Linked DNA regions of Homo sapiens: region 2 is linked to region 1. A link is a loop called in an ENCODE intact Hi-C map of the cell type or tissue named here. Cell type or tissue: CD4-positive, alpha-beta T cell. All regions are shown on one strand. Each heading gives the region's core, and the rest is flanking DNA. Links, peaks and the distances in the headings are about the cores only. Region 1 overlaps RLN2 (relaxin 2). Region 2 has its middle 12 kb from the start of RLN1.

Region 1 (5,384 bases), core at 1-5,000:
CGAATTAGTTCGCGCGCAGATTGCCATTTGCGGCATGAGCACCTGGAGCAAAAGGTCTCTGAGCCAGGAAGATGCTCCTCAGACACCTAGACCAGTGGCAGGTGAGAGCTCCCGCCCCCTCCCGGCCTTCCCGCGCTTCCCATTGGTTACTCTGGGGCGGCCGCCCAATTGGAACGGCGGCCTGCACGTCCGACTCGAGATCTCATTGGCTGCCACCGCTCAGCCCCTACTCAGCCGTGGCTGGTCCCTAAAGTTTGGGCTTTTCCTTTGCCAGGTGATTTTATTCAAACAGTCTCACTGGGAATCTCACCGGACGGAGGGAAAGCACTGAGAACAGGAAGCTGCTTCACCCGAGAGTTCCTTGGTGCCCTTTCCGTAAGGCAGTCAGAGCGACGGGGTGGAAAGGGAGGGGAAGCCTCAGAGGAGGTGACGCCGCCCGGAGACCCGCAGGAGGCCGGGCGCACTCCTGCACCCCACAGGAAAGCCAGGCGGCCAGACAGCGGGCGTGCTGGTGGGGGCACCTGAACAGGGCTTCTCGGATAGAGAGGAGAGGGGACAAACACTGAGGCGGCGCGCTAGTTATCAAGCCTGTTTGCGCGCCTGTAGGACGGGGCAACACTCTGAGGTCTCTGTGAGGGTCCCGTGATGGGAAGACAGGAAGGGCCTTACACTTAATGACTCTCCTAGTCCAGAAGTTGGGCTGTGGCCTTTGCCATTGGAAACGTTCTTTAAAATAAACAAACAGAAAATCCCAAAGGAAAGAGTCTGACCTCCCGCTTCTTTGATCTGGGTATTGAAGTTCATTTGTGAGGCAGGGGATGGAAGAGAAAGGAAAGGCTTGAATGCCTTTAGGAGAAACTCAAGAGGACCAGAGACAAGGAAAGCAGGCCGTTCAGACCATCATAGCTGAAGACCCTACTGATGCTTTCAAGCATTTGGAAGCTGCAGTGGGTTTGCTTTAAAGGCAAGCTCTTAGAGTTGAGTACAGCTCAATCTGAAATGGCTTTTAAAAATATTTTAGTATTTATAAAGTAGCAGTGGAAACTCATGGAGGTATATACTAGTCTAAGAAGTGTAACGGGTCATATTAAATTCAGAGAAAGTAACCGCAGTTGCAAATACTAAGTGTTTTGTATTAGTATGACATGTAATTTATGATAAACCGCAACTAAATTTTATAGGCTATATGCATATACTATATATAAATGACTCTAACAGAAATACATTTACTTCTCTTTTATGAGATTTAAAGTATGCTTCTAAAGTTATTTACTTTTCTACATTGTTAGAGTTTGATTTATTTAATGGCAGTTTTTACATGACTTTTGTATAACATTAGTACAAAAATACCACAACGTCTAGGAATTTAGTGATAAAAAGTAGAGAAGACCGGATTGCATTGCATTTGCTTTATTATTCCACATTTTCTGACTATAAAAGTAGTAATGCTCATATTAAAGACAAATGTACATTAATGCAGCGTGAAAAATGAGAAGCACTCGTAGATATTAAGGACTTTGAAAAGTATATGTGAATTTTATGAGAAAATGAAATTATATTAAACAAGTAAGTGGAAAGAAATGTTAACATTTGGATAGGTATATGTATATATCTTTTGCATTTTCACTCACCATTATACTTTGAGCAGTTTCTCACATTGTTATTATCCCAAAACACAATTTGAAATTCCTGTGTAGTATTTTTTGTCATAAATCTGCCACATACACTTAAGGATTCTTTGGTGGATATTTAGTTTATTTCTAAATTGTTGCTGAAAATACTTCATTAAGCACATTTGTATATAGATATGGCTACATTTTTATTTCCTTTGAAGAGACATGAGATTACAAAGTATTTTTAAAGAATTTTCTTTATTGATGTGCAGTATAATTTAACTGAAAGTAACCTCAGAAAATATTGCCTGCAGGTGGAGATTAAGACAAATGTTTACCATTACTAGGTAGGAATCGTTTTGGAAGTACATGTCAGTAATTTGTGATTAATTTGAGTTTTCAGACTTCTACTGTTAGGTAGTTGCTATTTGCTTCCACATTATTACATTGTTAGCCATCCATTTCATCCTACAATATGTGCTAAAATCATATTCACTGCATCCCTTTTAAAAATAAGATACCCTTTAAACCAGAAGAGGCCTATTTTAGTGAGATTTACATCCAAAATAATAAGTGAATAAGGGTATTTGTATGAATTCAGACAGAATATTTTCTTTGAGCCTAGGTTCCATAGCTAAAGGTGTTATGGATTATGAAATATTTCAAAACAGGTTTAAAAATATAATTTTAATAAAAGTATAAAATACACAGCCTATGAACAAACCTAATACAAACTATAACTGTTTTGGCTGACTCATTTAACTGGCTTTAAGTATATAGAAAATTACCATCAGCTTCTTTCAGTATTTAATAAGGCCCCAACTACAGAAAGTTTAGGTTGGATCAAAGAGAGGTTTTTATGATGAAATTGAATTAAACTTAGGATGTCTTACTGAGGGGAAATGCCAAAACCTCTCATTTAACCAAAAACGATATAAATTCTCATCTGTCATTTCCAGTTTAGAACATGAATGAGGGAGAGTGTTGGGAGGAAGGATGAAATACTACAGTTTGTTTTTTTTTATTCCTCTGTCAAACTCCAATTGTTGAATTTTTTTGTTGGCTAGAAGGGGAACAACTGAATCTCTTGCCAGAAAACTCAGGAAATGATCAGCCCCAGAACCACCGCTGTCTAGGTGAAGGGTCGTGGTTTCCTCTGATCAGCAGGCATCAGTGGTTAACCAGGTGTCTGCCTCCCGCACTTAGATTTACTCCCCTCTTCTCTTTATTTTCATTATTTCAAGAGTAATGCCTTGTTAATGGAGAGTTTTCCTGTCCAGGAAGAAGAGCAGCAAGACCTGATATGGGTTTTCACTGTAATTTAAACATCATCGTGTTTCTAATTTCTTTGTGAAATAAAACTATTAAGTTGTATAATTAGGACAGTTAAGGTTAGGAGAGGGTTTAACTCACTGTAAGCTTTTTGAGAGCAAGAAACATTTAAATAAATTTATATCTTTTAACTGGCAGTGCCAGAGACATGGAAACAGGTAATGAATGTTCAACTGAGCTGAATGGGTGCAAAGATGGAGGAAGATGTCAGCTGGGTGTCCAGCAGGTTCCCAGCCCAAGTCCCAGCCTTCACATTTGGCCAGCCTGGGATGCTGTGTAAGAACAGGCTCCCTTCCTAGGAGACACACAGATCTTGCATAGTGCATGATCTGCAGCTTTGGAACAAATATCAAACAGAAAACATTAGTCAGTACACATACTCCACAGCAGATACAAATCTCTTCTTAAATCAGTGATTTTTGGTTAGTGTTCTTTTAACCCACTTCTCTCTTTCATATAAAATACTATTGTTTTGGAGTAAATACTCTGGGGAAGACAAATTGTTAAATAGATGGTTAAGGAACATCAGAGACTTCTTTCTCCTGCTGATTAGATCAGAGGTGTTGGAAATTCTGCCTCTTTAACTTTATCCTCCAGGAGTAACTTCCCACCATGAAATATTCAATAGCTTAAAGTAATATCTTTTTCAAGGGTTACTATTACAACTCATAATATCATAAATCATAGCAATGGAAGAAAATGACTTAACTAAGAAGAATCCAAGAAAATGACCACTAGCTGTGGTCAAACTGTTTTCAGTGACTTACATGACTTCAGAAAGATGACAGATTAATGTCAGGGAGAGTCAAAAGTACTATGATAAAAGCACTGAGGGGATCATGAAGAGAGACGAGAGAGGACCAATGGGGTAAAGCAGAGCCTTGGTAAAATTATGGTACTTTAAGGTGTCCAACTGTAAGTAAGCTAAGTGTTTAGATATTAGGATGCTTGCTTATTTTGTTTCAATGTTTAATTTATACTGAGGCAATGCTTTTTTGTCTATGCAAACATTCATAGTTTTTCTGAGTGCTCTTTGACATGAATATACCCTCACATACACCTTTTTTTTTAAATTTAACAGAAATTGTGCCATCCTTCATCAACAAAGATACAGAAACCATAAATATGATGTCAGAATTTGTTGCTAATTTGCCACAGGAGCTGAAGTTAACCCTGTCTGAGATGCAGCCAGCATTACCACAGCTACAACAACATGTACCTGTATTAAAAGATTCCAGTCTTCTCTTTGAAGAATTTAAGAAACTTATTCGCAATAGACAAAGTGAAGCCGCAGACAGCAGTCCTTCAGAATTAAAATACTTAGGCTTGGATACTCATTCTCGAAAAAAGAGACAACTCTACAGTGCATTGGCTAATAAATGTTGCCATGTTGGTTGTACCAAAAGATCTCTTGCTAGATTTTGCTGAGATGAAGCTAATTGTGCACATCTCGTATAATATTCACACATATTCTTAATGACATTTCACTGATGCTTCTATCAGGTCCCATCAATTCTTAGAATATCTAAGAATCTTTGTTAGATATTAGGTCCCATCAATTCTTAGAATATCTAAACATCTTTGTTGATGTTTAGATTTTTTTATTTGATGTGTAAGAAAATGTTCTTTGTGTGATTAAATGACACATTTTTTTGCTGAAAAGCCTTTTTGTCTTTTTATTAACAGCATGATTATGTTGTGTTATTCTTTTTAATGCTGTTAACTTAAAATTACAATAAAACCTCTACCGCTTTAACCATACGTAGTAACAATACAGTTGTTACAATACCTAACACCATATAGTAGTAACAATACCTAACACCAGTTACATGAAATGGACCAAAATGTTTTATTGATATTAACTCTTAGATTGGATATAGATAAAGCCATAAAACTTGACCTTTCCTAATAGATTACAAAAGGTTTTTGTGTCATATTGAAATACTCATTGCAAACAATCGGATTGGACACTAAACCAATGTAATTTAGTTAAGACCATATAAACTCAAACGCTTTTTTTTCCTTTTTAATTTCCTTTTTTTCTAGTATAGTCTGAAGGGAACTCAAGTACTTTTCAAGCTAGGGTTCTGTTCTCAGTTCCAGTGTCTAAGAAACTTAAAAGTAAATTATTTTTTAAGGATAAAAAGGAATAGACATAATATAGAACAGAACAAACAAGTCCATATCATATATTACAGAAGAAATAGTATAATGAAGGAACATAATTTATGTTCACTTCTTTAGAATTTGCAAACTATTTCTGTAAGCAAAATTACTGAAATAGTATGAACACTTGTTAGAAAAGTAAACTGACGTAGTTATCAACTTAGTATTTTACTGGTTCTGTCTATTTTTTTTCTTTTTTAAAAATTATACTTTAAGTTCTTGGTTACATGTGCAGAACGTGCAGGTTTGTTACATAGATATACATGTTCCATG
Region 2 (5,386 bases), core at 226-5,225, 50 kb before region 1:
TTTAAAGAAGGGAAGACACTTAGAAATAGTCTAGTCTAAGCCCTCACCTTACACTTGAAAAAATTGAGGCCCTTTGTGATTGACCTAAAGTTTTATATCTAGTAATGGTAGTTACACTAAAACCTTTGTATTTGGTATCCCTGGCAGGATTCTTTTCAATACAACATGCTGCCTGATCAAGAAAAAATAGTGTCAAAGTCAAAATCAAATATAATTAAAAAAATTATCACACACATTCAGTCTCAGAGCCATATGAAGTGTCCTAGGGTGGGGTTAGAAGGGCATTGGTTAGAAGAGAAGTGAGAAGGAATAGACACAGATTGCAAAAATAATCTATGACCAATGTAACCTAAATATAAGCCATCTGAAATTGATAATATATTTTATAGACTTCCACAATTTTAATATATGAATGTTCAAGTGTGATATTCTAGAAACACAAGCCAGAACCTTGATACTTTTTCTGCCCCACCATTCTTGGAAAGGAATAAATTGTTACTGAGAAAATATAATTAAATAAAGCACATTGGTCAGGCATTGTGGTGTCTCTTGACCTTGGAGTGTGTCTGTTTTGTGAGAGGATTGGAAATGCTCCCTTAGATTTGGCCTTGTGGATGCCCACAGGAGATTTCAGGAAGTACCCTGCTTATCATCACTGTCTGGCTGTTTAGCATCTCCACTGATTTTTCTAATGATAACTCTGAGTCTGTCTGGAGCAGTATCTGGGCTGCAGATGTACTAAGAGACACAGGCAGAATGGAAGGAGGCGAAGTGAGAAAAGTCTGGAAAATAAGAAGGGGGCCAAGGAAGAATGGGATGGAGCTGACTCAACTGCCTCCGACAGTAGACAGCCCAAGAATGCCTGTTAGGGTTCAGCTCCTGGCTTGGTTGGGGGAGCTGAACCCACCAACCCAATCCAAAGACCAAAGCCACCAATGGGATCCCTCACAGGCCAGTTTATTTTGCTGTGTTAACTTGTTCCTCTGGTTACTCAAATGACCGAAGTGTGGCTGGGGCAGCACAAATTCATCATTACCACTGAATAAAAGCAACTGGAAACTGTATCCCACTGATAAGAACTCAGTGGCATCACTAAGTCTGAGGTTTGGATAACATTTCTGCCTCAAAATTTCTCGGTCCACAAGTGTCAAGGATTCAGTGATGGAGTGTTAGCCTTAGTTAGTTTATTTTTTTTCTCGAAGGACTCCATCTGTGGTCAGCAGCATTCCATGGGTGTTTTCTTCTCTGCACTTGAGGTGGAGGTAGACCCTGACCTGGAGTTAGTTTAAGCATGCCATTTGGTGTTGGGAGAACAGAGTCCATGTTGTAGGAAGGATCAGAAATCTAGGACTGTAGCTTGGTGAAGGTTTCAAAAAATAGTAAGGAAGTAAATGGCCATTGAATGTATGTGAAAGTCAATGGGTTAGAGATAGTGGTAGATATTGAAGTGTGATAAGGGAGACCTGTGAAAGGCTGTCAGGATAATGTTAAAATAATTTGATCAGACTTTGAGAAATACGAGTGACTTTTTCCTTCTCTTCCCACCATTCCCACACCATTAATTTACTGCTGATAAACATTTGACTTGACTTGAAGGTAGCACCAACTTTATCCACTAAGGTGATTTTGAAGAAAGATAAGCTAAGAACCCAAGATGGGTTCTGAGGCACTTAACAGTTTCATACTTCCTTAAAATACTTCAGAGAAAACTTGGTCTCTGGAATGTTTTTCTTTTCATCTTCAAAGAAATAAGAATTTTGGAAGCAGACCAACTGATGCTATCTATTTCAAACTAGTGATAATAAAAAGACACTTGGGGTTGGAATAAAGTTTGTGCTGATGAATAGTTGCTTCTCTCAAATTCAGTAGCTGTGGAAGACACAGGGCACTGGATTGACCTTGCAGCCAGTTTTCTTCTCTGAACTGACAGCTTAGGACAGGTCACAGGTGAATTTTTGCAAAGCCTGACACCTCTGAAGCATCCTAAAAATCTAGGTAAGCAAAGGGGTTCTGCTCAGTTTCAGACTTGGACATGGTCTCTCAAACAGATTATCAATTTCCTATTAGAGTAGGAGTGTTTTAGGAAAAGGAAACATTTCAAGTAGCTCATTGGTCATAGCTGGAGGAAAGGTGTGGTGGAGTGGGACAGGAAACCAGACCCACAGGAAACACAACTTGCCTTCAAGCTCATCTCTGGTCCCACCTTAATCTCTCCTTCTAAGGACCTCTCACAGGAAATGCTCGATCTCTTTTAACCTGACTCTAGCTGCTTATTTGCACAGCATCATGGAAACCTGTTAGAAACAGTTCTAAGTTGCAATACATTAAATAAAAAGTACAATGTCTTTTGACCAAGAAGTAGATGTATTTTTCACTGCTGTGACTTTGTTGCATTTCTAAGCATAAAGCCCACTTTAGCAGGTTGAATTGTGTTTCTTTATCTTAATGTTTCTTATCCCTCCCATCAGTGTGGATATTATCTAAGAGCAAAGAAGAACTTCATAAAATTCTATTATAATGTTCCTGCTGAATTATTTTGTTAAATTAAACATCATATGCTGCCAGAAATCTAACTATAAATTCAGAGCTTTGCATATTACATATTTACACTCTTACCTACTGTTCTCAAGTATACATCAGTGATGATTTTAATTAGACTAGCTTTTTCTAAACACACTCATTACACACTTGAGTTGCTTCAATACTATTCAATGTCCAACTTTTATTCTCACTTGTCACTTTTTAATCTGATTTCATGATGAAAGACCAGTTCTGGCAAACTCTCCTTTAAATTAAAAGCGAATGCATTATGATTTCATTTATATGAAGTTTAAAGCAAAACAAATCTAATTGTATCAGAATAGTGCCTACCCTAAGGGTTGAGGGTTGATCAGAAAGAGATATGAGGAAGTTATCTGGGAAGTTATCTGGGAAGAGAGAATTGTTTTATATCATAATAAAGATGTGGCTTACTCTGGTGTACTCATTTGTCAAAATTGTAAAGCTAATATGTAGGCATTTCAAGGTATGTTATATATGTAGTGATAGATATAGGTATATAGTGATAAATGAGAGATACAGGTGAAAAAAGAATGACAAAAATAATGATAGCCATTGCAGTTGTATAATGTAGGACATGAGGATTCTTTATACTGTTTTGTTTACTTTGTACATATTTGAAATTTTCATAATAAACAGTTTTTCATAATAAAGAGCTTTTAAAAGCCAAAGTACTTTCTAAATTGTTCAATCAGCAAACCTGATTTTGCTAGACTTTTGAAACTACATGCATTTTAAAAAGATAGATATCAAAACTTTAATCTTGATTGAAATATTACAATATGCAGAAGAATATATTTAGTAGGTTTAAAAACATGGTAGAAGTTGAGAGATTGATATCATCGAGATAGTGGAGTAGGAGATATAAGCCTTCAATCCTCCCCTACACACACACACACATACACACACACATGCACACGCACACACAAACATGGACAGCTATTTCCACAAACCACTATAGCCCTGAGACAGCTCAAGGGCCATTAAAGAATCTGCAGCAGCACAGTAGAGCAAAATAAAATGGAAACTATCCACTTAGAAAGGATCACTGGTGAGATTTGTATACCTGAGATTCCAGAAGACAGGAACAAAGAAGGAAGACAGATGCTTTTGGTATTAGCCAAATTAACTGTTGTGGTCCCCAGCAGCATTCTCTGCAAAGGACACCAGCGTCTTTTGATACTAAGGTACCCAACAGCCATTCTTACCACTCTCAGAGAGGAAGACATAGCTGCACTTCCCTCTGCCACCTCTTTTAACCCTGTGTGCCCCAACTCCCAAGCAGCAGCTGCCTTATGAGCGCCCACACTCTAGAGCTGTGTTCTGTGGCTTAACCGCCCTGAACACATCTTAGACACTGGATCCATTGCTATAGCAAGCTAGTTCACATTCTGGGCTTTAGAGTGCCAAGGTCACTCTGAGCATGCCTATGCCCCAGGCTCAACTGCCATAGAGAGCTAGATCTTACCCCAGCTCCCAAGTACTATAACTCTATGTACACCTGTGCTGCCATTCTCAGCTCCCCAGCTGTTTCACAAGCATATGTGCAACACATACCATTACCAATACAGCAGTGGGGGTACCTGCTCCCTGGGCACCAGTGCCACTACTGCCTACAGCCCAGAGCTATAGTGCCAGGATGTGTGCCTATGCCTTAGGACTAACCTCTGTGGCTGCTCCATGGGTGCCACTCATCAGATACCAGAGCCACCATTACTGCAAAAGGGCCTGAAAGCTGGTCCCAGTGCCAAGAGGGACCTGCCCCAATCTACAACTTCCCTGGCAGGAGGAAAAAGATTGGGAGGACTGTAGAAGCCATTGTCATGAAAACCCTAACAACCCTCACTGCTACTGTGGACATTCACAGCATTCGCTGCTGAGGATTCTGTAATCTTCAACAACACTGATCTTAGCTGACGGAACTATGTGGCTACTACCAAGGAGCCACACTCCAACCATCCAGAGCCTTTACTCCTCCCTGTTGAGGAAGGCCTTTTCACAGTGAAACTAGCCCAAATGTCTGAAAGAGATAACTGTTTCAACAAATGTGTAGACATCAATGCAATGCAACAAGAAACATGAAAAAACAAAAAGACATATCACTACCAAGAGAACACAATAGTTTTTCAGTTTCTGACCCTAGATAAATGGGAATATATGAATTTTCTAACAAAAAAATCAAAATATTTGTTTTAGGAAAGCTCAGTGAACTTCAATAAAATACAAACAATTCAATGAAATCAGAAAAATAATAAACAAAATGAGAACTTTAATAGAGCAATTGAAATTATTTAAAAACACACATAGAAATCTGGACCTGAAAAATACAATAAAAAATGAAAAAGTCAATAGAAAGCATCAACAGGGAGTTGGTTAATCAGAAGAAAGAATCTGTGAACTTGAAGACAGGTATTTGAAAATATACAGTCAGAGGAGTAAAAAGAATGAAGAGGAATAGAGAAAGCATACAGGATTTATGGGACAGCCTCGTAAAAGCAAATATTCAAATTATAGGAATTTAAGAAAGAGAGACAAAGGGACAGAAAGATTATTTTTAAAATAATAGCTGAAAACGACTGGGTGCAGTGGCTCACACCTGTAATCTCAGCACTTTGGGAGGCCGAGGCGGGCGGATCACGAATTCAGGAGATCGAGACCATCCTGGCTAACACCCTGAAACCCCATCTCTACTAAAAATACAAAAAATTAGCCGGGTGTGGTGGCAGGCTCCTGAGTCCCAGCTACTAGGGAGGCTGAGGCAGGAGAATGGCATGAACCCGGCAGGTGGAGCTTGCAGTGAGCTGAGATAGTGCCACTGCAGTCCAGC

Evidence for each region. Peaks named below come from ENCODE experiments on the same cell type or tissue, not always from the same donor. Only the 100,000 strongest peaks of a DNase experiment are listed, where the experiment ranks them.
Region 2: it touches region 1 in a loop (1.8-fold over the local background); 2 of 110 quality-filtered maps call a loop at or near these places.

Annotation. Positions count from the first base shown.
Region 1 is chr9:5,299,087-5,304,470 of GRCh38, reverse strand. It overlaps RLN2 (relaxin 2), which reads left to right. Exons shown (of 2, transcript NM_134441.3): 1 at 1-101; 2 at 4,027-4,607. The coding sequence ends at 4,373. Among named protein-coding and RNA genes, the nearest start is that of RLN2, 2.9 kb to the left of the region's middle. In CD4-positive, alpha-beta T cell, for the core only: no CTCF peak of the experiment used is centred there; a DNase peak (open chromatin) is centred at 2,720; H3K4me3 peaks cover 112 bases.
Region 2 is chr9:5,349,640-5,355,025 of GRCh38, reverse strand. No RefSeq gene overlaps it. Among named protein-coding and RNA genes, the nearest start is that of RLN1, 12 kb to the right of the region's middle. In CD4-positive, alpha-beta T cell, for the core only: no CTCF peak of the experiment used is centred there; a DNase peak (open chromatin) is centred at 2,185; H3K27ac peaks cover 667 bases.